Regions from separate parts of the Homo sapiens genome. Here region 1 is linked to region 2. The links are chromatin loops, found by intact Hi-C in ENCODE. Cell type or tissue: K562. All regions are shown on one strand. Each heading gives the region's core, and the rest is flanking DNA. Links, peaks and the distances in the headings are about the cores only.

Region 1 (12,264 bases), core at 2,175-10,174, 280 kb after region 2:
ATAATACTGTTCTTTGCAACTTCATGGGTTTGTTGGGGGGATTAAACGAAATAATATTTAATAAGTACTCGGTGCTGCACCAGGAGCTCATGAACACTCAATAATGTTTAGTTATTTTTATGAATATTAGCAGGTTGTAGGTACAGATTTGGGAGCCATCTTGATATTCGGAATTGGTAAAGCCAAGGGTATGAAGACTGTCACTAGGATGGGATTCAGTTCAGCGGAAAACATGCCACTTACAGAGCCCTGCTGGGTCGTGTGGGGCGTGCAGAGGGCTGAGCCTCCAGGAGTTTGTAGGTCCTTCATACCAGGCTATGTGCTTTCAGTGCTTTAGTCAGCTCCAAGGTGGAGATTTAGAAAAGCTTTTTGGAGCAAGTGGGATTTGAAATGGGTCTTGAAGAATGAACAGAATTAAAAAAAAAAAAAAAAAGAAGAAAGAGCAGGACTCCAGCAGGGAGATGCAGAGGGCAAGGGCTCTTTAGGCTCAAGTAGTGCGTCGTATGGGAGTTTGGAGGCAGGAGAAAGAGCATGTATATTAAGGGAATTGGGGGAAAGTGTATAGGTGTGGAATATGCAAGCCCTTTAAGAGCATATAAGGAGAGAAAAAGCATAGAGGTGTCATTTACTTTTAGCAGAGAACTTTAGATTCCATTTTGAGGATTTGGGACTTTAATGTGGGAGCTACTAGAACACAGTAAGATGTTGGGCTTGTATTTAGAAAGATTAATGACACAGCTGTGAGTGAGTAGGAAGAGGAAAAGGAGGCAGAGAAGACCACTCAACTGGCTATTTATTGGAAGAGGGTGAGCAGAATTCCTTGAACCTGAACTGGGGCCCTGGGGAAGGAAGGGAAGGATGAGGTAAAAAGCTTTGTAGAAATAGAATTGGTGGAATTCAGTGACTCATTTTTTAGTGGAGTGAGATGGAAGAGAGGGGTCTGCAGCCTGAGAAACCTGGTAATGAAACTGCCATTGAGAATGGGCAGTCGTGGGAGGAGGTCTGGGAGGAAAGATGTCCAGCTCTGTGTTCAGTGTGGGGCACTCATGAGACATTGTCTGGAGGAAGCATCCACCTGGCAGCAGGTTGTTGGGTCAGGCTAGCGACTGTGACCAGGGCCGGAAGCAGGTAGAGGAGTCTCTGCCTGGTTGAAGTTAGAGAAAGCTGGAGACGGCCAGGGAGGTGACAGACTCACCTTTAGGGAAGGATTAATTGCAGGCTGGGTAGCAAGAGTTGAGACAGTAGTTGAGACCGGCAGAGGAGTAGAAGAGAGGTGCTTGTCATCAGGGAGAAGTTTCCAAGAACAGCACAGATGATCAACAGCCTTAAGAGCACAGAGAGATGGTATAAGTTGTTTATTGGCTGATGTGTTGAAGGCAGCATTTTAGGTGTGTAGATCTTTGCATGGTGTGTGTAGAGTGGGCTAAAGTGGGACTGCTGGGCGGTGAGGAGTTCTCATGCTTTGATCATTTCATGTGAGATTCGTGTGGTTTTGGATAGTTGGAGTCAGTTCTCCTCTGGTTAGAGTGTGTTGCCAACCTCTTGCTTGAAGCCAGTTAGCAGGGATTCTGGGTTTGGGGAAGGATGAAGGAATCTCCTTTCCATTCCAGGGTCTGGAATTTGTGAGGAAATTACACAACGGCTGGGGGGCCATTGTGTCTGAGATAGGCATGTACTTGATTGTCATCCTTTTTCTAGTTCTTTTTGAGACAGGATCTCATCATGTTGCCCGGGCTGGTCTCAAACTCGTGGTCTCAAATGATCCTCCTGCCTCAGTCTCCCAAGTAGCTGGGATTACAGCTCATGCCACCACTCCCAACTTCTCTAGTTATTTTTTGAGCAAACTATTATAGTTGGGACTAGAGGGTAGAGGTCCTCGTTGTTCTAGTAACATAATCCTAGAAGACAGTTTAAACCTTGGAATATGTGGTTACGGGCTTGAGTTGGCCCTAGAGCAAGGAGGCTCACCCCAGAAAGACGTGTGTTGGCACCTGCTCTCCACGCTTCCCCAGGGGTTGTGCACTCATGGATCTGCCTGCCACCAGCCCCACGGCCTGGCATCTCTAACCAAAGTAAAGGAAGGTACCTTCCTTTCTCCAGAGTTTATGGTAGCAAACGAGTTTAGAGAGTAAGGATAAGGAATGGGTGGGGCAAAAACGGGAAGAGCCTCTTTTGAAAGAGGCATCTTGGGCCTCCCCCAATAACAATTATTGTTAGTATTAGAAATGAGATTTTAAATGCAAATTCTGTTTTAGGATGAAGTGGAACATTGGGCCTTGCTTTTCTCCATACATATTTGGGGCACATTTATCTTCCTTTTCTCTGGTCTCCTTTTTTTTTCTTTATCAGTTTCCTTCCAAAAGTTACCGCACTGCCTGCCCCCAGCTCCCCTCCTGCCCACACTCGCTGGTTTAGGCTCTTGGGATTTGTTGCCTTTCTCTCTGCTAAGGATGTCCAGGTGGAAGGTTTTGCTGAAAGGGGCATGGTTTTCATTGCAAATGGGGCCAATGGGACATCTGAGGTCACAGCTGCATCTTCATGCAAATGACAGTGTCCCCAGCCCTGCACCCCACTCCCCGAGGGAAGGCTGGGATGCAGCCTGCAGGGGGGTCCAGGGTGTTCCTGAAGCCTGACCCAGCTGAGAGGCTGCTGAGCAGGTGGGCAGGACACCCCAGCAGCCCCGTGCAGGCTTTCCAATCTCACATTTCCTTTCCTTCCCATTTCTGCTGGCACTTTCTACTTAGCCTCTCCCTTTCTCCATCTCTTTCCTTTCTCCACTCTCGGAAGCAAAGCAAACATTCAACTGCATTCAGTTTCTCTCTCCCTTCTGTCTCTCATCTCTTCTTCTAGTCCATTGAAAACGGAAGTGAAATATCAAATAGTCAATATTTTATTTGCAGCTTATAAGCCTTGATGTAAGTGGATTTGGTCCTGTGGGAAGTACAAGGTACTTATTGGGAATAAATGTTGGGGTAAGGGAATATGGAATGTGAGAACTTCGGCTGTGTGCATCTTTACCCTGGGCAGAGGAAGCAGGAACCCACATGGCTTCCTTACAAGGAAATAATATGGTGTGGGTGAGTTACAAATCAGAAGAGCTGCACTTTGTTTCTCTCAACAGTGGGCATTTAGCTTCCCTCTGTCAGGCACTGGTCTTCATTTTTTAACATAGGGATTATGGTACTTGCCATTACTCCCTTGGTGGAATGTTTTAAGAAATAATGCGTATGTGAAGGCTGTGAAAAATAGGATTGTAATTGTTATTTTCATGAACAAAAATATCTGAACAAAATATAGAAGCTTTGCATTTGCAGTATGTATAAAATGAGCTGATTGTATTGGATGGTCTCCAGTGAGCCTTTCAGGTATTAAATTCTATATGCCCCAGACAATTTTTGGCATATAATAGGGGCTCAAACAATAACAGGTTGGACGGACGGATGGACGGATGCATGTCTAGATGTCGATTGCCCGTTGGCTCGTGCGTCTGTGTCCACATGGGCACTGCTGCCCTCCCGTGGCCAACGGCAGTATTACGGTGCGGCAAGCCGCAGCCTGGGCCCCTCTCTCCCGGTTTCTCCCCAGCCCCTCACCTGGCTCCCTGAGCTGGCTCCTTTGGGCTTGTCCTTGGCCTCGATCACTGACTGCCTGCCTTTCCTCCTCCTTCTCTTTCCACCCCGCTCCCTCTCTCCATCTGCCGCTGCAGCACTGCCAGTAACTCCAACCGCAGCACGCCGGCCTGCTCGCCCATCCTCCGGAAGCGGTCTCGCTCGCCAACCCCGCAGAACCAGGACGGAGACACCATGGTGGAGAAGGGCTCAGATCACTCCTCGGACAAGTCCCCGTCCACACCGGAGCAGGGCGTGCAGCGCAGCTGCTCCTCCCAGTCCGGCCGGAGCGGCGGCAAGAATTCCAAGGTGAGCGGGACCCCGTTGAGGCGGTACCTCCTTGTCAGGGGCTGCGGGGAGCGATATTGGGGTGGTGAGCCGGAGAACATCTGCGAGGGTCCTCACGTGATGAACAGCCCTGATGGCTCAGAGACAGTCATTATCCAGTGAGGTGAGGCGGGGCAGGCAGGAGAGACCCTAGTTAAATATCTTCCCCGCTAAGCATTCTTGGTGGGCTGGGCGAGGTAGGGAGGCTCATATTTTTTTTTTTTAGATTTGGAGGGGAGACGCTCTGGGAATCATTAGGGGGTCATCTGCTTATTCCTGCTACCGTTTTCAAATTTGGTTCCTAGAGCCGGGGTAGAAGGCAACATTATTTGGGACATTATACTGCTAGGGAGAGTCCTCAGGGAACCTTGCAGAATGCTATTTTTAACCTCCTCCCCGGCCATCCTTCCTGCCTTACCTTTGCACTAATCCACTTGGTACTCACCTGGCAGAGAGGAGGGTGGCAGGGCCTTTCCATCCTCCCAAGGATGTCAGGACTGCCCCCTGAGTACCGGGGCCCTTGGCCCATGGATATGCCTAAAATAGGCCCCAGGGGGGCCTGGGCTAATTATGGTTCCCCAGAGATGTCTTCCCCACCCTCGGTCCTTTGGGGAGCAGGAGATGTCTTTGCCCAGGGTCTCCTTCAGGAAACTTCTCTTCACCCTGGGACCCCCAGGGCCTGGGAAGGGGTTGGGGACCCCTGGGAGGCATGGGAGCTGGCTTCCCACTTGAATTTGTCTTTTGATTTCTTGTTCTTCCTCTCCTCTTCTTCCCCACCATTTCCCAAATACCTTCTTTGCATGCATGGTCTTAGTCTCACAAGCGCCTCTCAAAAGTAAGCCATCTTTTGTCTCTGTCCTTTTATCTCCCCTCTAGTGTCGATCTGTCTGTAGTGCTCAGCACCCCCTCCCTCTGGCCCTGCCGATTCTGGCCCTTATATCCTGCTTGGTCCCTTTCCCAGAAGGGCCGGCCCCACTGTCCCCCGGCAGGCTGGCTTGGAAGTCATTGAAGGCCCATTTTCACTGCACCTGATGTCGGAGAACAGACCCTCCCCCACTCCCGACCCTGCACCCATGTCTGCCTGCTCCCTGGACACTGCCTCTGGCTGGGAGTTTATTCCCTCCTTACATGGTGCGGTCGAGAAACAGAGCCCTGCCTGGCGTTAGTTTCATTCCTTTGGGGCAGGAGACCCCATCTGGTTGTACTCCAGGCCCCTCCCCTTTGGTGGTTGATTCTGGATTGCCCAGCAGTGGTGAGTGAGGATGGCAGGAGGGCTGCGCTGACTGGGGGGCAGGGGTTCAGGTCGATGAGTTCATTGGTGCAGCAGCCACGCCCTCAGGAGCTCTGCCTGCGTACTCTGTTCCTCCCCACTCGAGAGCTGCTCAACCTGGGCACCCCTTAGCATTTCTAACCACTGCCCAGACTGGGGTTCATGGTGTGCTTAGGATCCTGAATCATGATCAGAGGGGAAAGCTGTTCTCCCAGAGGGTGGGGTGCCCATGCCTGGAGGTTGGCAAACATTGGCAGAACCTGGAGAGATGTGGCCAGTGCCAGAGTCTTTCCCGGGAGCCCAGGAATTCTGAGGCCACAGGAGAACGTGCAGCGAGTGGAGGGTGAGCGATAGGTGTTGTGGAACAACAAGGCCCATGGGGCAAGGAGGTGGGATGCAGCCCGAAGAAGGGGAAGCCGAGGATGACTTAATAATAGTCCCAAGTCTCTCCGTGCTTTGGGGAGGAGGAGGGTGAACAGCTGTTCCCTTTCCTAAGGGAAGCACAAGGGGCGACACGGCTAATCCTGTAGTCTGTGATCTTTAGACTAAATGCACATCTTGGCTGTGAGGATTTTAAATGGCCGTTCCTGGCTGTGGACAGGGAAGGAGGAACTTTACCTGGAGCGAGGAAGCCAGCAGGAGATCTCTGTGGGCTCCAGCGGCTCGGCAGGTGCAGGCATATCTGATATCTGGGAATGGGGTTTTGAAATGCCCTGTGGCAGCCCCCTCTTGAGTGCCTCCCACCTCTGGCCTGGTTGATGTGGGACTAGTGGGTGCTCGAGGCTCAGCTGGCAAGAGGGTGGATATGGCCTGACAGGGGCATCAGGCTCCCCACTCCCTGCTCCTGCACACTTTTCCATCCAGATTCTGTACACCCTAAGCCTGGCTCTTGAGTAGTTGGGGATGTTCTGTAAGCTCCGAGGTAGGATAAATCATTTGAGTGGGGCAGCCAGGACAGGCGTCAGGGACCAGGTAGAATTCTGAGTGGGGTTTTGGAGATGCTAAAAGGAGACATAATGAAGGGACTGAGAGCTGAGCAGGAATCAGGGGCCAAACTGGGCCTTTTCATAGGAACTGAGGAGGGAGGTGCTGGGGTGAGTGCAGGTCTCCTTTCCCCTGGGAGATTGGGTGGACGCCATGCCCATCCCTGGCAGACACATTCTGAGTTTTCTGACATTGGTTACCCACTTCCCCACCTCATTCTCCCACTGATCATTGCCATCGACACTTGCCCTGCCATCCTTTCAATGGAGTTAAAAGAGGACGGGCTTGTGCCAGGAGGGACACTGTAGCATCCCACGTGGAGCTGGGAGCCATTGCATTGGCCTGGGACGTGCATGTGCAGGACACACAGACTTCAGAAGAGGAACACAAGAACCAGTAGGGGAATTAGGTTCTTTGAAGGCCAGGGCCTGAAGTAGATGGTGCGGCAAAAAGAGGAGGTTCTGGTAGCGGGATGGGGACATGCCCCTCCCCGTGGAACATCTTCTGGGGTTAATCACATGTCTTCCCAGCAAGCCATTTCATAGCTGTTTTTACTGATATTGTTGTAGCTGGTCCACCTCACTCCCTGTCTCCTGGCCACCCCTAGAGGACACCATGCCTTATATTTTTTGGGCAAGCTGGCCAGTGCCTCTGCTTCTCCCTGGGGTCAGGTCCCATGCACGGTGTCTTTCTTCCCTTCTCTGGGCCTCAGTTTCCTCATTTGCTACTATGTAGGCATGGCACCAGGTGATCGCTAAGGCCCGACCCCTCTGGATCCATCATTGTGCTGTCCAGGCCGACCCTCCTAGGTGCAGTCCGGCCCCAGCACTTCCCTCCCAATGAGTTTGTGCTACCGCCCAGCTTCCGCTCTGTAGTGACAGCCTGTGGCCACCAGAGGGAGCGAGGGGCCGTTCTGCCGCTCTCCCACCTGCCCTGAGGGCGCTATGCAGCAGGTGCGGCAAAGCGCGCCTCCTCCCGCCCTGCTGCACACCTCCCCACCGCGGTGCGGGCATCGCGCTGGCGCTGTGGCACTGACCCTTCTTTGACTTTCCTTTTTTTTTTTTTTCAAATCTAATTTTTGTGGTTTTCTTTCCAGTATGACAGACTTAACCTGATCAAAGTAAGAATTGTTTTTTATTTCTAACTCCTACTAAATGTAGAGCTCTCCTAGTCCCTGCCCCCCTACCTCCTCCACACCCCGCACCTTACTTAATCTTCCAGACTCCCGGAGCCTTCGCGGTGGGAGATGTTTCTGGAAACCACCTCCCAGTAACCTGGGTCTGTTTCCAGGGGCCTTGCATTCCTTTAAGTGCTTGCTCTTCAGACCTTCTAGGAAAAATGATAGAAACGAGCATGTCCCCAACAGCTGTGTCTTTGTCCTGACTCCCTTCTTCCTCTTTGGCCAAATCCATGTGTTTATAAGCTGTCAGAGAAGGCTCCACTGCTGCTCCCTGGTTCTGTGCCTTCCTTCCCTCTGGCCTGGTCCTCCAGGTAGGGGCGCTACAGCAAACTAAAGCCAGAGGATGAGGGACGCCCCTTCTCACCCCCAGAGGCCGGCAGCTCCTCTGACTTCCCTGCCCCTGTGGGTCTGGGTCCTTCCCGTCTGGCAGAGCCTTTGGGACTCATTTCCGGGAATGCAGAACCACGGGGATTGAATGTGCCTCTGGGCAGAGTTCAGGGACCCCTGCCCACAGTGGACAGGCTCGGGGGCTGCTTTGGACGTGGCTGGAGGGGGGACCCATTTTTCCTGTGGCCCCTCAGTGGCAGCAGGTAAGAAGCTGCCTGGAGATTGCTGGTTCAGGGCAGAGCCTCAGCACAGTCCTACTCCTTGGTATGTTTCACGTTTCTTTTCAGTTCTTTAGTACATGTTCTTACCCACGCTTTACAAAAGAGCAAACATTAGATATAAGAGCATCACAGATCAGGTTAAAGACAGGACTGGCTTCCCTGCCTGAGGCTGTGTGTGACCCTCACACTTTGTTCCACATAGATTTGGAAGGCACAAGCGCCGATGTGCCAGCCCATGCAAAGGGACCATCTGCTTCTGTCTACCTGGGGCAGGAGGGAGCCCCGTGCAGGAGGAGTCACAGGCATCCGGGGTCCCCCTGTCAGCCCATGTTCCTGTTGCCCCCTTTCCTCCCAGCGTCTTACACGAAGGTCACGGCATTGAGACGAGGAGCTGGGAGCTTGGGAGATGGTTTCTCCGTTGTAAAGCAGGGATCTCGTGACCTGGGTTGCATTTGAGGAAGCACAAGGAGACTGTGGGGCTGCTGGGGCCGGCAGCTCCCAGAGCGCACCTTCCTACTGCTGGGAGGTGTCTTTTGTAATGAACATCTGCACAGCCTCTTGCCCTGTGGGCTTCGGATCAGGGCTTCTGTGTGAGGACGCAGGAAGTGAGCCATCCCTAGGCGCAGACGCCAGACGCAGCCTGCTTGCCCCATCCACCCCCTCCAGAAGGGGGTAGCCTTGGCTGCAATGCCTAGAGGCGAGTTTTCAGGTCCCGGACTCCCATGTGGCCGCACCTTTGTCAGGAAAAAATAGTTTTTAATATTTGGATTTGGGCCCTTTACCTGCTGAGACCTCTGAATTGGAGGTGGGGATGAGGCTAAGATGGGAGGGTGTGGCCTCTGGATGGACCGTGGTGACAGGTTGGGAAGTGACCCTGGAGAGCACCTTGCAGAGGGGGACTGGGAGCCTTGCTACTGGCCTCTAGTCACATCCTGGCCATCGAGGGCATGTGTGAGGACGAAGCTGCTCAGAAGCAGCCCCACCCACGCGAGGCCCCTCAGCCCCCTCCAGCTCCTCTGTGGACTGGTTTCACTGTGGGGGGTGAAGGTGGACCGTCTTTACAGAGTTCAGGTGGAATGGGGGAGATAGATCACATGGCCACTGGTCATCACCGCGGGCACACACCCACCCTTGTGCGTAGTCGCTTCCTTCCCTCTAGACACAGCAGACATTCGAGGACCATGGCTACTCTTGTCTGCCCTTCTGGGTTGGGACGCTTTAACACCAGGTGGAGGGGATCCAGACCTCTGGGTGGAGCTAAGGTATTGATCTGTGAGCAAAGCTCCCCCACCCAGCGATCCCTAAAACTGAAAATAATCTAAGCTCCACCGAGAGATGGAGCTTAGGCATGTGTGTGTGTGCATGCGCAAGTGTGTGCGTGTGTATGTGTGTGAATGTATGTGTGTATATATGTGTGTCTCTGTATATGTGTGTGTCTCTGTGTGTATGTATGTGCCTGTGTGTATATGTGTGTGTATATGTGTGGTGTGTGTGCATGTGCACATGTATTTGTGCATGTCTGCATGTGTGGGTGGTGTGTATGTGTTTGTGTATATGTGTGTGTACGTGTATTCGTGCGTGTGTGGTGTGTATGTGTGCATGTCTGTGTGAATGTGTGTGCACATGCGCATGTGTGTGTGCATGTGTGTGTGGTGTGTGTGAATGTGTGTGTGCACGTGTGGATGTGTGTGCATGTGTGTGGTGTGCACGTGTGCATGTGTGTATGTGTGTGTGCACGTGTGTGGTGTGTATGTGTGCGTGTGTGTGTGTGTCTGTGTATATGTGTGTGTACTTGTGTATTTGTGCGTGTATGTGTATGAGTATGTGTGTGTATATGTGCACACAAGCTTGTCTATCTGCGTGTCCATCTATCTTTCAAGGGGGATGTACATGAAGGACTACTGGCCATAGGGCTTGAAGACAGACAAGGCACGATCTTAGCTATCCCTCCTGTTCCCCTGAGACACATTCAGGTCCCCTTCCTCCTGGGTCTGGGAATGGAGAACACTTAAGTTCTGGAGCTGGGGTGGGGTCTGTTTTGCTTGTTCTGAATTATGGCACCACTGGGTTGGAATGGACCCTTAGTGATTATGTGCTTCAACCTCCTGCCCCACGCAGAACCCCCAGGCACTCCCCGACCATTGCAGTTTAGGTACAGCCCATTTTTTGGCGCAGGAGGGATTTACTCACCCGCCTGCTGAGAGTGCAGTTGGAGGGAGTTTTAGGTAGTCCCCTTTCTACCTCGAAAGTGTCCCACCCTGCCTTTTACAGGGGGCTGTCTTAGAGCAGAAGGCTGGGTTGGCCGCCATCAGCATTTTGCTTCTGGTCAGGGCCCATTTGGGGACTGGGTCTCCAATGCCCACAGCGCGCCCCTCACCCCATCAGAACCTTGCGATGGGGCTCCGACTCCCTTCCGGTTGAGCTCTAGCTGGTGCTGCCGCTGCCTGCCACCCCGCCCGCGGTGGGCTTCCAGCATGGACTGCTCCCGGGCCTCCTTTCTGGAACTGCCTTGAGAAAGGAGGACCCCTCCTGAGCAACCACATGGGAAGCATTCAGCTGCATTTGGACCCCTCCTCCCTGCCCACCCTCCGCTGTCTGTGTGCCCTTCCCCCTGGCCCTTCCCCCCATTTCTTCCCTGACTAATTCTACCTTCTCTTTCATTTTCTCTTTTCAGAAAAGCCAGAGTTGGTATAATGTAAGTATTCCTGTTTCCCTTCTTGTTGGGTACCTGAGAAATGGGAGGGGGAATGGAGGTTGGGGGAAGGGGTGTGGGGTGCGGTTGGGCTTTCCTGTGGGCTTCTTTCCTTGGCAGCCCCTTTGCTCCTAAACCAGCTGCAGCGGTTATTTTCTTCAGCAGGACAGGGCAGCCTTGGGGAGGGAGGATTGCATTCAGGGGACCAAGGAGGCGTGGCCAGCTGTATCCCCTGCCTCACCTAGGCTCTTAGACAAGGGTCTGTCAACCCTAAAAGAGGAGACCAGTCAGGGAGGGAGTGGCCATTCCAGACCCTGACAGAATTCTGGTGCTGGGGCAGCCTGGGGGCCTGAACTTAGTTTTCTTCCCTTAACATTTTGGGGCAAATGCAGCGAGAAAACTTTCCCCCATTGATAGAAGAGTCAACCCATGTGCTGGGATTTGACCCCTGTCCCAAGTACCCCTTCAACAGCTGCAAAAGCGTGCCCTTCCTACAAGGCCTCCTGGTGCTTGGGACTGTGGTGAAGGTGTGGCGTGGGGCCACTGTCTAGGTCATCCTGGGGCGCCCTGTGCAGCTGCTGCATACCTAGAAACTGTTGTGGGGTAAGCAGGCCTGGCAGAGGCCACCGCCTGTCACTCACACAAACTGGGTGGTGGGATTTGGACGTTTTCCTCTGCAGAGCAGCTGTCTGAGGCTCTCAGCTGGCCCCCGCCGTGTGTTCTGCTCTTTGGGGACTTCACAGTGGAGGGGCTGACCTCAGATGACCCTCTTTGCCTCTCTGAGCCTGCCCTCCTCACACCTAACTCTGATGAATCCTGGGAAAGCCATCTTTGCCCCCTCCCCGGACACACCAGGTTCTGCTGCAGCAGGAGATATGGGCATGGAGTAGCTGTGGCTGTGAAGGACAGAGCTGAGGAGGGTACTCTGGCCAGGGGATGGGCTGGAGGGGAGAGGTGTGGGTTTAATGTAGGGACAGGGTTGCAGATCAATTGTGTGGGCTGTGTGTGTTTTCCTACTTGGCGCTGGGCGGTTCCTCAAAGTCAGGCATGTGCTCACGAGCCCTGTGGCTGCCAACATCCTGCTGCCCAGTGACCAGCCCGTCCTGGGTGCTGTTGATTTGCAAGCCTTGGCTGCCACCTGCCCAGCACCGCAAACAAGGCAGAATTTGGTGGGCTGTGCTGAGTTGTGGAGAGAGTTATGGGCTGAGGTATCTTGGGGTGGGAGAGAAGCCACACTCTACTTCTATCTCTGAGCCACCCCCTTACCTTCTAGGAGGTTTCCTGGCCTGTGGCGTCAGAAGAGGGGAGGGGGATGAGTGCTGAGCTTCCTGGGAGCGACCCGCAGCCCAGCTGTCATGGGGACCCCAGCATCCTTCACTCAACTCTCCCTTGCACCTTTTTAAGCAGCATCGCACAAACTCAGGCCCCCATAGGGGAACAGGACCCACGTGGCTGCAGGCCTGTTAGTTCAGACATCTCCGTTTGGACAGGCCAGCCCCTGTCCTTGTTGCTAATCTCCTTCCTCTTCTCATCTGTCATTTCTCTTTTTATTGCTCTTTAGCTCAGACTTTTGTTTTGTCTCAGCCTGTGCTTCC
Region 2 (12,264 bases), core at 1,320-9,319:
CCGCCTCAGCCTCCCCAAGTGCTGGGCTTGCAGGCATGAGTCACCATGCCCAGCCAGATTTTACAATCTTATTCAAAAAAATGTATTAACACAAAAACCATTTCAATTATGTATTTTAGTCAAGGAGGATAAGAGGAGCAGGAAAAATGAAGGCAGGGGAGAGAGGTGGAAAGGGAGAAGATGAGCAGGGGAGACAGGAAGAAATATTTTGAGCAGAAGATTAGTGATGATAAACTATCCTTATTCTACTGCTGCTATTCACTTGCGCCCCAGGCTTCGAAATGGATTTTTGCCTATTATGTCTGTCCTTTGAAAATCAGGATAGCTGATTGTATCGTTAGCCTTTAGGAACCCAGACTTCTAGTGTGAAGGAAGAAAGTGTACATGTGCCGCTGGCCAAGGGCAGAGCACACACAGAGCCTTAAATGAAAACCAAGAAGAGCCAGGATTATTTTCTGCAAAATACAATGTTGAGCAGAGTCCACCTCCCACAGGACGCAATGCCCTGCGGGTGACTTGACCACTGGGAAAGAAGGGCAGTGGCCAGGGTCCCCACACTCTTCATCCGGGGCCTGATATCATGAGGTCTGACTCAGTCTTCACTAGAAAACCCATAATCTCCTTGAGTCCCAAGTCTTCCTTGACCAAGAGCTGTGAATCACTAAATTCTAGACGAGAAACAACCATTCCATTGCATATCTGTTTTTCCGTCCTAATTCCTAAATTTTAAAAATAATGTCTTCTCTGTATTAAAACCACACACATGCAGTCAATCACTAGCCAGAATAATGGTGCAACTTTATCAATAGCACTTTTAGGAGCTATCAAATACTTAGACGCTATCTCACTATTCTCAGGAGTTTGGTGCGACAAGATGCTTCTTCCTGTGTTGTGAAACACAGACTGACATGATGGAACTGAAAACGTATTTTTCAATGCCTAGAAGCGTCTATGCTTTATTACTTTCCTTCAGATAGAAAAGGTGAGAAACAGTGACATATACCTTGCTTCATGGAATTACAATCCCTGGCAGTGATCACGTACACCTTCCTCAAAACATTCTTTTGAGGCTGGAAGGGAGGAGAGGCGATTCTCTTATTTGACAAAACGGAGAACAAAGCAATCGAGTTGTTAGTCAAAGTTCCCAAAGTATGTTAATGATGATATTAAAATAATTTTACACTTTAACTGTATTGATCTGCAGACCAGAACTCTTTCCATTCATCCAAAAGACACATATTGATTTATTAATTTTTAGTGATTATTAGGAACTATTCTACCATCTGGGGGTGCAAAGATGGATATGAAAGACACAGCTCTTAGGAGAGGCAGAGAAGTAAACAAAAGGTTCAAAGGCTCCTTCCGTGAGGGTTTTGTTCCACTTCTCTCAGTCTCTGTGTTAGTGGAAGGTAAGGATGGGGGGAACTGAAAGGCTAAAAACAGGGTTGAGAGCAGATGCCTGGGCTGCCTTGTGTAGCAGTCAGCACCTAGGGCAGCATGGGCCCTGGGAGATGTGGTTAGGAAAAGGCCATTTTCCTGATAGAGTAACCTGCTTTTTCTGAGACAGGGTCTCTCTTTCTGTTGCCCAGGCTGGAGTGCGGTGGTACAATCAGAGCTCACTGCAGCCTTGAATTCCTGGGCTCAAGTAATCTTTCTACCAGAGCCTCCCAAGTAGCTAGGTGTACAGGTGTGTGCCACCACACCTGGCACATTTGTGTGTGCCTGTGTGTGTGTGTTTGTGTGTGTATAGACAGAGTGTTGCTATGTTGTCCAGGCTGGTCTTGAACTCCTGGTCTCAAGGGGCCCTCCTGCCTTGGCCTCCCTAAGTGGTTTATAGGCATCCACTGGGATTACCCAGTGGGGTTATCCACAGGCATGTGCCACTGTGCCCAGCCCTGAAGTCAGCCCAGAATAGATGAGAATGAGCTATCTACTGATGAAACTACCTTGAGAGGTAGTTGTGAGTATAATCCTGAGGAGTGGAGAGCAGGAGAACTACAACCAAGGGGACCAGAGAACCTTGAGGCTAAAGCTCAAACCAGACGACCTGCATTGCAGCCTGTCTGAAATCATGCAAGGAGGCAGGAAGGGAGTGTGCGTCCAGTCGTGTGACCCAGCCCTGACCCAGGCAGAGGGTGTCCTGAGCCCTTCCCTTACAGGAGCCCTCCATGTGCCAGCATTCTGACCCATTTCAGGTGAGTTTCCTGTGCTGAAAATGAGCAGACATCTGTGATATAACCTTTTAACATGCTCCAATACCCTCATCCAATGCACCTTGCTTTGATCCCATCCCACCAAGCCACTGAAATTGGTTTATCCTATAGATTTTCATAGGAAAGAGGAGGTGCTGTCTCACAAATATGACCAATAACCACTCAGCAGTAATAAATCTGACTGTTACTTGACATGTCATCCCTGGTTAATATATTTTCTTGTGAACCTGATAGGTATGCATCAGATAACCAGGAAGGGAACTAGTAAAATCCAATTTTCAGGCCTGCAAAGCTGAAGACCAGAAATGGGACTTTCCAAGGTAGTTGTAATTTTCTTGGCCACCCTAGTTCTATTATCTGGAGTGCTGTCTAACATTTAGTTAGGTGCTCAATAAATGTTACCATTATTACTACAAAAATATTCCTATTTGTTTGTTAGTTTATTTTTACGGGCCAGGCACGGTGGCTCATGCCTGTAATCCTAGTGATGGCAGCAGTGGCCCGTCTGGAGCAGCTGCTGCAAAGACACCTACTGCAAAGTGGGAGGCACAGCCGGAACTGCGCCCTCCATGGAGCAGGTGGAGCTGGGAACAGGTGGGAGGGAGCCCTGCCTCCTTCCGAGTTGGCAGGGTGGGAACCCCTCCCTCTGTGGCTGCAGACCCAGGGATCGCTGCGCTCTCAGGGACCTGGGAAGCCCCCCTTCCCCCGCAGGCTCAGAAGTACCTGCTCTGGCTGTCTGGTCTCTGCCCACTTTCAGGGCCTGCTCTGGGGTGGAGCAAAGTTGTGGCTGAGCCCAGGCGCTGCTGTGACCTGTCTGGGTGTGTGCACACTCAGGGTGGCACTGACACACCAGCCCCCAGCTGCCTCAGCCCCCTCCAGACTTTGGGCACTGATGAGCACAGGAGGGAGGCCAAGAAGGGGCCGAGGGTGGCTCAGCACAGGCCTGCAAGCACCCCTTGGCATGAACAACCTGGGTGCTGCGGATGACATGTAGACAGCAGCAGGAGGCAGACAGGCTCCTGGGCGGAAAGGGGCCGGCCCCCAGTGAAGACCCACCCTCAAGCCCCAGATGGCCTGAAGCCTGGGGGTGGGAGTGTCAGGTCTGGGTGGAGTCCATGGCACAGAGTGAGAATTTATGGTGCTTTTTCTGGCCCGCCCATGGCTGTTCTTGGACCAATCAGCAGGCACTTCCTCCCTTCTGAAGCCCATAAAAACCCCCAGACTCAGCCAGACTCACAGAGACATCGGGACTACCAGCTGTAGGAAGGAGCTACCAACTTAAGTTCTCCTGGACTGGTCAGGATGACCTGCCTGTGGAAAGGAGCTACCCACTTCAGGTCTTCTGAGAGCTGTTCTGTCGCTCAGTGAAGCTCCTCTCCACCTTGCTCACCCTCTAGTTGTATGTTTCTCATTCTTCCTGGATGCAAGACAAGAACTCAGGACGCTTCAGGACTGAAAGAGCTGTAACACAAAGAGGGCCGAAACACACTCCTCCTTCTCCCCCACCCCAGTTAACCACGTTGCAGGTGATGAGAAGGAGAGAAGAGCTGCCATTCTTTGGGGAGCCTGGACCTAGGGGCTCCCTGAGCAAAGGCTATGACACCATCTTTGGGGCTTCGTGGTTCCTGGCATCTCCAAGCTTCTGGGTGCCACCATGTTCCCTGGTACCCACAGTGGAAGCTGCTTGTGGTACGCCTGGTCCAGCTGCAGCCTTGTGTGGAGCTGGTGCCTGTGCTGGCTCCTGGAGCTGTTCACCCTGCTGCAGCTGGCATGCCTGGCTGTGCGCAGTGGCCAGACCCTGTGCTTGCTCACACACCCCTTGCTGTTCTGCACCTGACTTGCCCTTGGCAGGCATGGGATCCAAGCTGGTAATGTGATCCAAGCACAGCTTGCAGGGCTGAGTGGCTGAAACGAGCCCAGTGGGCCCAAGCAAAACTCGGGCTAAGATGCCCCCGGCCACAGAGGTTTCCGGTTGGAAAAGCGACACCCTAAGGATCCTGTGACACCAGTACTTTGGGAGGCTGAGGCAGGCGGATCACTTGAGGCCAGGAGTTCGAGACCAGCCTGGCCAACGTGGTGAAACCCTGTCCACTAAAAATACAAAAATTCACTGTGTGTGGTTGTATGTGCCTCTAATCCCAGCTACTTGGGAGACTGAGGCACAAGAACTGCTTGATCTTGGGAAGCAGAGGTTGCAGTCAGCCAAGACTGCACCACTGAATTCCAGCCTGGGTGACGGAGTAAGACTCTGTCTAAAAATATATATATATATTTATGGCCAAGGGAATTTTAAACACAGAAATACCACGTATGTTTAAGCCATTCATCTCTACATACCTGCAAAGTAGCATGTCCCTTGAAGGCAGGGACCTGACCCAATGCCCTGCACATACAGGTGCTCCCACTGGGTGCTGTTAATAAACAGCCTATCTGGTGCTCAAAGCTGCTAAATTATGAAAGAGGAGACCAAGTCTGTCTTCTGTTCCTATCTCTCCTCTTCAGCATTTTCCTGCTTCTATTTGGATCCATTGTCTTCCCCTCTTAATACCCAAGTAGGCAGTTCGAGTTAAATTCCTACCTTCCTGAGAGTCCCTAAATCTGTGCCGCTCGAGCAGCACCCACACCGTATGTTTAACACTTCCCTGCCTGCCCCATCACAGCCTGCACCATAATGTCCTATATCGTCATTGAAAAGGATGGAGAGGGAACAGCTAGGCAACTGTTACAGTAGGATAATAATTGGAAAGGAAGCCTAAATGCTAGCTTTCAGGAATGATGCCAGCAATTTTAAGGCAGTATAAGAAGTTTCAGTCTGATATGAGGGAGAGGGAGTTGTCTTGATTTGGAGAGATTTCTCCTCTCCCTTCTTCTTCACTCTAAAACCACAAGTCAATCTAGAAAAGTTGGTGGTGTGTAGTTTGGTAAATAAGTTCAGCCTTTGACATGAAGATTAACCTGGTTTGACATTGATTGATTGATTTGACATGCAGATGACCTGAGATTGGTGCTCCTGTCAGTCTTAAAAACAAACAAACAAAAATCCCTAAGCTTTGAACTTGACCTAGTTGTTTACCACATGTGTGATTCCAGGCTAGCTTCCTGTCTGTAAAATAAGGGTAATTGTAATGCTTCCCTTTCCTATTGCACAGAAATGTGACGATAACGTAAGCCATTCTACATTCTAACTATGTGTGTGTTGGGGAGGGAGGGGGGAGGGATCATGTCTGTTTTGCTTCCTTTATTTCCATATTGTTTGGAAGATGCTCATTAATACTTGACTTAATGAACTGTCAGGTGGGATAACCCTTCCCTGTTCCTCCGTTTGGAGGGCAGATAGAACATGATGACTGGAGATGCATGAAATGTGACTAATGTCTCTGTGTAATCAGGACTTGCAACACCCTGATTGCTCCTATCTGATTCTTTCTGAACAAAACAAAACAAAAGAAAAACTTGACTTAATGAATAAATGGTGGAGTTGGGTGATTTCCACATCATTGATGTCCAAGCTTTAGCGTGCATCAGGATCACCCGAGGGTCTTGTTCAGACTCGACTGCCAAGACCCACCTAGAGAGTTTTTGGTTCAGGAAGCCTGGGGTGAGGCCCAAGAACCTGCATCTAACGACTTCCCGGTGTGCTGTGGCGCAGCGGGCAGGGACGGAGGCGCCCAGGGGCAGGCGGCAGCACGGGAAGAGGCCAGCAGGTGGCGCGGTCGCCCAACCCGGCCGCCCCCCGGGCGCCGAGGGAAGCGGGTCAGGGGCGTCCCCACCTGCCCAAGCGCCGGCTCTCCCAGGCAGCAGGGGCGGCGGCGGCCTGGCTGGCTGCGCTGCAGAGCGGAGAGCAGGAGCGGCGTGGGAGGAATTCGGAGCACTTTCGCCGCCTGCCTCCTTTTACTGCTGGTTGCCCTCAAAGGAGCCCTCTCCCTCCACACGCCTTTGGGCCTTACCAGCCGCCGGAAGCGGCGGCATCCATCCCAGCAAAGCGTGCATTCCATCCTCTGGAAAAAAAGTCTTTGAGCTTCCTTTACAGTGACCTTACTTTGGGGACTGAACCGTTGCGACTAAGAAAACCCCTCCTCAAGTTTAATGGAACGATCACATGACACGTGGTTGACGAAGCCATTCCCTCCTTGCTACTTGCCTTGTGTGATACACTGTCACGGCCCGGGCTTCTGGCTTGGTGGAGGGGACACCACCGCGGCTCCGGCTGCGGACTTCGGGCTCCTCCCCTGAGCCAGGCGGAGAGCGCTGCCCGCTTTAGAGAACTGTTAGGCGGCTGCCGGGCGACAACGCGGGAAAAGTGCCTTACACAGCGTAAGGGCTCAATCCACATTAAGGAATTAGGCAGGAAAAAGTGTCAGTGAATAGCCAGTGACAGTCCCTTAGGGAAGAAATGAATTTGGGTTTAGCTGTCCAGTAGAACTCTGCTGTCTACACTATCCAGCACAGTGGTCCCTAGCCATAGGTGACCATTGAGCACGTGAAATATGGCAAGGGTGATCAGAGAATTGAATTTTAAATTGTATTTAATTTTCATTAAATTTAAAGTATTAAACCGCACAGGTTTAGCAAAACGCCTTGCTGAATTGTGAAAAGATGTCCCTTAAGCCTTAGGGCATGGCTGGCAACGGATAAGAGGTAGTTAAATCTCTCTGCCTAAAAAGATATAGGAATTTTAGGGGATGGGGCAATCTGACTAGCAAGGAATGGAAGAGAGGTTGGGGGGAAAGGGCCAGAGGCATTGCGAGGAGTTAGTGACTAAGCCAATCAGAAAGGAAGTCAGTAAAACCCCTCTGGTGGCAGAAATGACTCAAGGGGAATTTAAAAACTGGAATGCGTAATATTCAGTCTGAAGTCGTTTACTGAGCAGCAGAATGATGTTACTTCTGTCTGTTGCCCGTCCCTTCAGAAATGTCTGCTTAACACAGAGCCTGGAGGTGGCAGCAATTAGGGAGTGACGAGATGACAAGATGTGGGGGTGTCCAGTGGGGGTGATTCGTTCACGAAAGGTGAGAGCAAATTCTGGAGGGAACAGGAGAGAGAGAAAGAATTCAGCACAGGTAGGATCTAGGGACTGAGAGACTGCGGTGATATTGTCAGGAGGACGCCTTTTCCGCTGCAGAGGGGATAGAGATTTTTGAACCACTTTTAATTAAATCTTAAAGGTAACAGCAGCTCCAGCAAGTGGGAGGACTTGAACATCCAGGTCTTTGCTTCAAAGCATTTCTTCAGATTAATGCTTCCTGACTTAAATAACCTCACAGAGCAGGCATCTCTTGAAGGGCCTCACTGCAGACTGCAGGTGTGAGTGAGAAAGGAGGCCAGGAGGGCTTGGGCAATGCTGCAGCAGGCAGACAGGAAGCAGAGGCACCGGTGTCTTGCTAAATTTATAAAGCGTAGCATCATTTTTTCTGGACTTTTGTCTCTCTCTGTGGTGTCTAGCAATAATGAACCACTGTCCACCTGCTCCCAATTTCTGTAGGGGTGTGTGTGTGTGTGTGTGTGTGTGTGTGTGTGTGTATGCAAAGCGAGGTGCAGCTTCGGTGCCAGGCATACTTCATGTGCTGCGACACAGCACCTCCTAGTCATTATCTCTGCTGCTGTCTTAGAAGATAACTCCTGAGGGTGATAATGTGGCATCAAGCTCCTCTTGCAAGTGATTCCATGACAAAACTCTCAGATCATGCCCTGTCCACCACCCCTTCCCTGCCTGGAACCTAGAGGTAGATCAAACATCACCTCTTAGTAGCCACCTGTGACTCGTAGCCCCAACAGCTGCCTCTCTGACCAGGAAGCCTTTGCATAGAGAACCGGGAAGGGAGAGAGTGTAGGCTTTCCAAGAGAAGGGACTTGTGTTTTCCCTGGTTCCTCTGTTGTATCCAAGTAAAGCTAGTTCTCTAGCTACTGCACGTGATAATTTATTTGATCCTGTTTTTGCCCACAGGATCTCCCAACCACTCCTTACTGTACCCTCTACCTTCTAACCCTGTTCTGCGGTAACCTCCTTGAAGAAACGTCACCTAGTGGAACCTCCTGGTGTCACTCTTGCGAGCACCCTCATGTACATCAGCATGGTTGCTCTGGGCAACTCCCAGTGGAGATGAAGCAAGTGGATAATCCCCAGTGGGGTTCGAGAGTATCACATGTTTTTCCAAAAAGCTCCCATTAAAATAAATATATTACCTGGCAGGGAGAGGAGAATCGCAGCATTCAGCTGGCAGACTGGCAAGGAATATTCCATCAGATTGAATAGAAGTCACTGGTCTAGGAAGGGAAGCTTCAGGGAAGAGAGTTTTTTGTTGTTGTTGTTTTTTGTTTTTTTTTTTTTTGAGATGGAGCCTTACTCTGTCACCCAGGCTGGAGTGCACTGGCACGATCCCGGCTCACTTCAACCTCTGCCTCCTGGGTTCAAGCCATTGAAGAGAGTATTTTTTAATGAGGGCAAGATGAGGGATGGAGGAGAAGGATGGAGAGGGATGAGAGGGAAATGGGAAACTAAAGGGTGCCACTCTCTGAAAGGGGCTATGCAAGAAGAATGATATTTTGCATGAGATACGGAGGAGAATGAATCTTGAGATTTTTAAAGTGAGATTAACATGGATTCAAATTGTGGCTCAGCCATCATCTGTGTGACCCCCTTGGGGGCCCATCTCAGGAGGTTTATTTTCCTCATGGGTACAGGAGGTCATTAGGATCTCATGAGATTATTTGTGTAAAGGTCACACCTTAGAAGGCCCATGCATACATCACGTTTGCTTAAGATTGACCACTTTTCCTGCCACAGGAAGGAAAAACAACAGCCACAGCAAAGGCCAGGAGAAATCATAGTGTGCATTTGTGTAGTTGTTATACCTCTCAGAGCACTTTCCTATAGGTCATTACGATTGCCCAAGTTCTAACAAGCTCAAGAGGTAGAGAGTCTCCAGCAGCGCCCCTGCTTGTAGAAAGCGGCATTAAGATCCCATTCAGCTTGGTGGTGAACTAGAGCAGAACTTTCGGGTCTTTTCAGCCCTGAACCTGGTCTGGTTCTCAAACGCTTTTTGATAACCCATGCCCTACCTTTAACCCTGGCATGTTTAGTGCAGTTAATTAGTTGGGCAGAGCATAACGTATGCACTTTTGAGAGACATTGATTGTGTGTGGTTAATTGGGAACTTGTCTGAGTGTGTGGTGTCTGTCTGCTGTGCACTGTGAAAGGCAGAGTCTGCCGCCTTTGCAGGAAATAGGCAGTTGACACTGCTGTTTTCCTGCTGTGCCAAGCCAGCCAGAAGGAACTTTGCCAGGTTCTTAAGGGCTTCTGGGCCCAGCTTTGCTGATAAAGATACAGTAACCTGAAGTGCTTTGATGAGGCTGTGTGCAGATTAATTCAGGTTCAAGACTAAGTTGGCATGAACTGAGCTTTGAGTGATGGGTACGAAAAAGAGTACCAGGTACTCACAAGGCAGGGACAAAAAAGCAAAGTGTGTCCCAGTAAGGGAGCAACATCACTGACTACCACTCTTTTAGTACAATGAACACACCGTCTATGGAACAATTACTATGTGTCAGGCACCGTGCTGGGTGTTTTTCTTATATGATCTCTTTGAATCGTCACAGCAACCCTATAAGAAACCATTTATGTCACTCGGAATTGCAGATGAGGAAGCAAAAGCTCTCTTAGCAAGGTTGAATAACTCGTCTAAGGTATGTAATAGAAAATACGGAGGCATCATTTGAATCTCAGGATTTCTATCTTCAGATCATTTGCTTCTTACACCTGCACTACATTGTCTGTCACCAAACTGATCTGACAAATGACCCAGATCACAATATGGATTGGCAAGAGAGGGGGAAATATCTTATGGTGCGGGTATTTTGTTGGACAGGGTTGGCCTATCTCCACAAAAAAGGCCAGGTCAGTTCTACTGCACCAAGACAGGATTGCAAGGGCTGGGGTCACACTGTGCCCTCCTTTTTAAATCCCTGGAAAAATTCACAAGATCCCCAGTGGGGTTTGAGAGTATCACATGTTTTTCTAAAAAGCCCCCATTAAAATAATTACATTATCTGGGTGGAGAGAGGAGAATGGCAGCACTTCAGCTGGCAGGCTGGCAGCCTGGCAAAGAATATTCCACCAGATTAAGTAGAAGTCCTGGTCTAGGAAGGGAAGCTTCAAGAAAGAGAGTATTTTATTTTTATTTATTTATTTATTTTTGAGACGGAGTCTTACTCTCTCACCCAGGCTGGAGTGCATTGGCACGATCCCGGCTCACAGCAACCTCTGCCTCCCAGGTTCAAGCGATTGAAGAGAGTATTTTTTGATGAGGGATGGAGGAGAAGGATGGAAAGGGATGAGAGGGAAATGGAAAACTAAAGGGTGGCACTCTTTGAAAGGGGGTTTGCTAGATTACTTTGTCCGGGGTCCTCAAAGGAGCGGGCTGAGCGTTGGGACGGGGTCCTGGTAAAGAAGGAGGATGCGCCCAGGATAATCATATTATTATGAGTTACCAGTTGCTGAGCACTTATCATGAACCAGGCATTATGCTAAGTGCTGCCTATGTCTCACATAATCCTCATCATAACATCATGAAGTGGGAACAGTTATATCCGTTTATCTATGCAAAAACTGAGACTTAGTTTGAGTAACCTGCCTGGAGTCTGTCCGGAAATGCTGCCGCTGTGATTCAAACCCAATTTAAAGCTAAGCCTCTCAACCTCGATGCTCTGCTACCCACCATTCTAGGCAACCAATAAATGTGGCTGAATTGATTTGGAGATTAATTATCACCACCACCACGCTTTCCCTAATAATAATAGGGCCTTGTGAATGTGTGGGCTCCCAGTCACCAGAATGGCTCACTTAGAGCCTGAGAGATCACACCCTGGGGGAGGTTGGACAAAACCATCTCAGCAGCCCCACCAGATCTATCAGATCTTTTGATCCAGTCAACTTTCAGGGTAAACAGGGTCATTTCAGACCATCTGGAGAAGCATAATGGCAATTCTTAGAAAATCTTTGGTAGCTCTCTGAACTCTAAGAAGCACTTCTTAAGCAAACCTCTAAGCTGTCTCTACCATCTTATGGCCTTTTTCTCTGAGACCAAGTCGAAAGGAGCTGGGAGCCAGGCCGGTGCATTCCTCCCCAGGCCCTTTCTTCACCATTCACTTCTGAGCACTCTATGCTCACCGTTCCATAAAGAAGTCTCTCTCTTCCTGGTTGATCTTGCCTCAGCTCAGTCTTTCCCTCAATATTAAGCTGAAAACAGGGAAATTCAATCAAAGTGAAGGCTTCCTTTACCCCAGCAGGTCCTACAAGCATTTAATAAGTTGCGTGGAGATGTAAAAATAGATCATGAAGCGGTTGATAAGAATAACATTTCTTGCCAAGAGAGCCCTTATGCAGGAGGACTAGCAAAAAAAAAAAAAAAAAAAAAAAAAAAAAGCGAGAGAGAGAAGCTCAGGAGCATTGACAGTACAAGAAATAAGATTTGCTTTTGGAGAAAAGAGAACAGAGAAGTTTTGAGATGAGAGCATGCTGGATACCAACAGAAAAAACAGTGAGTTCTGAAAGTGGGGAGGGGGATTGCAGGCGTAGAAGTAGCAACAGAGTTCCATCAGGCCAGGAGATGAATGCCTGTAATCCCAGCACTCTGGGAGGCCAAGGGGAGGATCCCTGGAGCCCAGGAGTTTGAGACTGGCCTGAGCAACATGCAAGACCCAGTCTCTACAATAAAAAATTTTTAAAATTAGCTAGAATCACTCCTTGACTCCCCAGCTCCTTGGGAGGCTGAGGTAGGAGAATCCCTTGAAGCCCGGGAAGTCACTGCAGTGAGCTATGATCAGGCTGCTTCACTCCAGCCTGTGTGACAGAGTGAGACCCTATCTCAAAAAAAAAACAAACAAAAAACAAACAAACAAAAAAAAACAACCAAACAAACAGAAACCTCTATCTCATGGCAGCCTTGGAAATAATTACAGTGCATAGAAAAATCAATCGGCAAGCTTTTACTGAGCACTGGAACACGATGGCAATGTGAAACCAAAAGACCAGGCCCCTTTGCAAGGAGAGTGC

Evidence for each region. Hi-C counts contacts between places; a loop is a spot of excess contacts. Peaks named below come from ENCODE experiments on the same cell type or tissue, not always from the same donor. Only the 100,000 strongest peaks of a DNase experiment are listed, where the experiment ranks them.
Region 1: it touches region 2 in a loop (5-fold over the local background); 8 of 110 quality-filtered maps call a loop at or near these places.

What each region holds. Positions count from the first base shown.
Region 1 is chr11:123,573,661-123,585,924 of GRCh38, forward strand. It overlaps GRAMD1B (GRAM domain containing 1B), which reads left to right. Exons shown (of 20, transcript NM_001387025.1): 3 at 3,707-3,917; 4 at 10,652-10,672. Among named protein-coding and RNA genes, the nearest start is that of SCN3B, 75 kb to the right of the region's middle. RefSeq lists enhancers at 2,119-2,620, 2,621-3,120, 3,719-4,256, 6,541-7,150 and a silencer at 5,457-5,679. In K562, for the core only: CTCF peaks have their summits at 3,515 (motif pointing left) and 7,093 (motif pointing right); DNase peaks (open chromatin) are centred at 3,501 and 7,101; H3K27me3 peaks cover 3,147 bases.
Region 2 is chr11:123,295,890-123,308,153 of GRCh38, forward strand. LOC124900305 (U8 small nucleolar RNA) reads left to right here and starts at 5,501; the gene lies at 5,501-5,634. RefSeq lists a silencer at 5,808-6,167. In K562, for the core only: a CTCF peak has its summit at 5,907 (motif pointing right); a DNase peak (open chromatin) is centred at 5,922; H3K27me3 peaks cover 2,113 bases.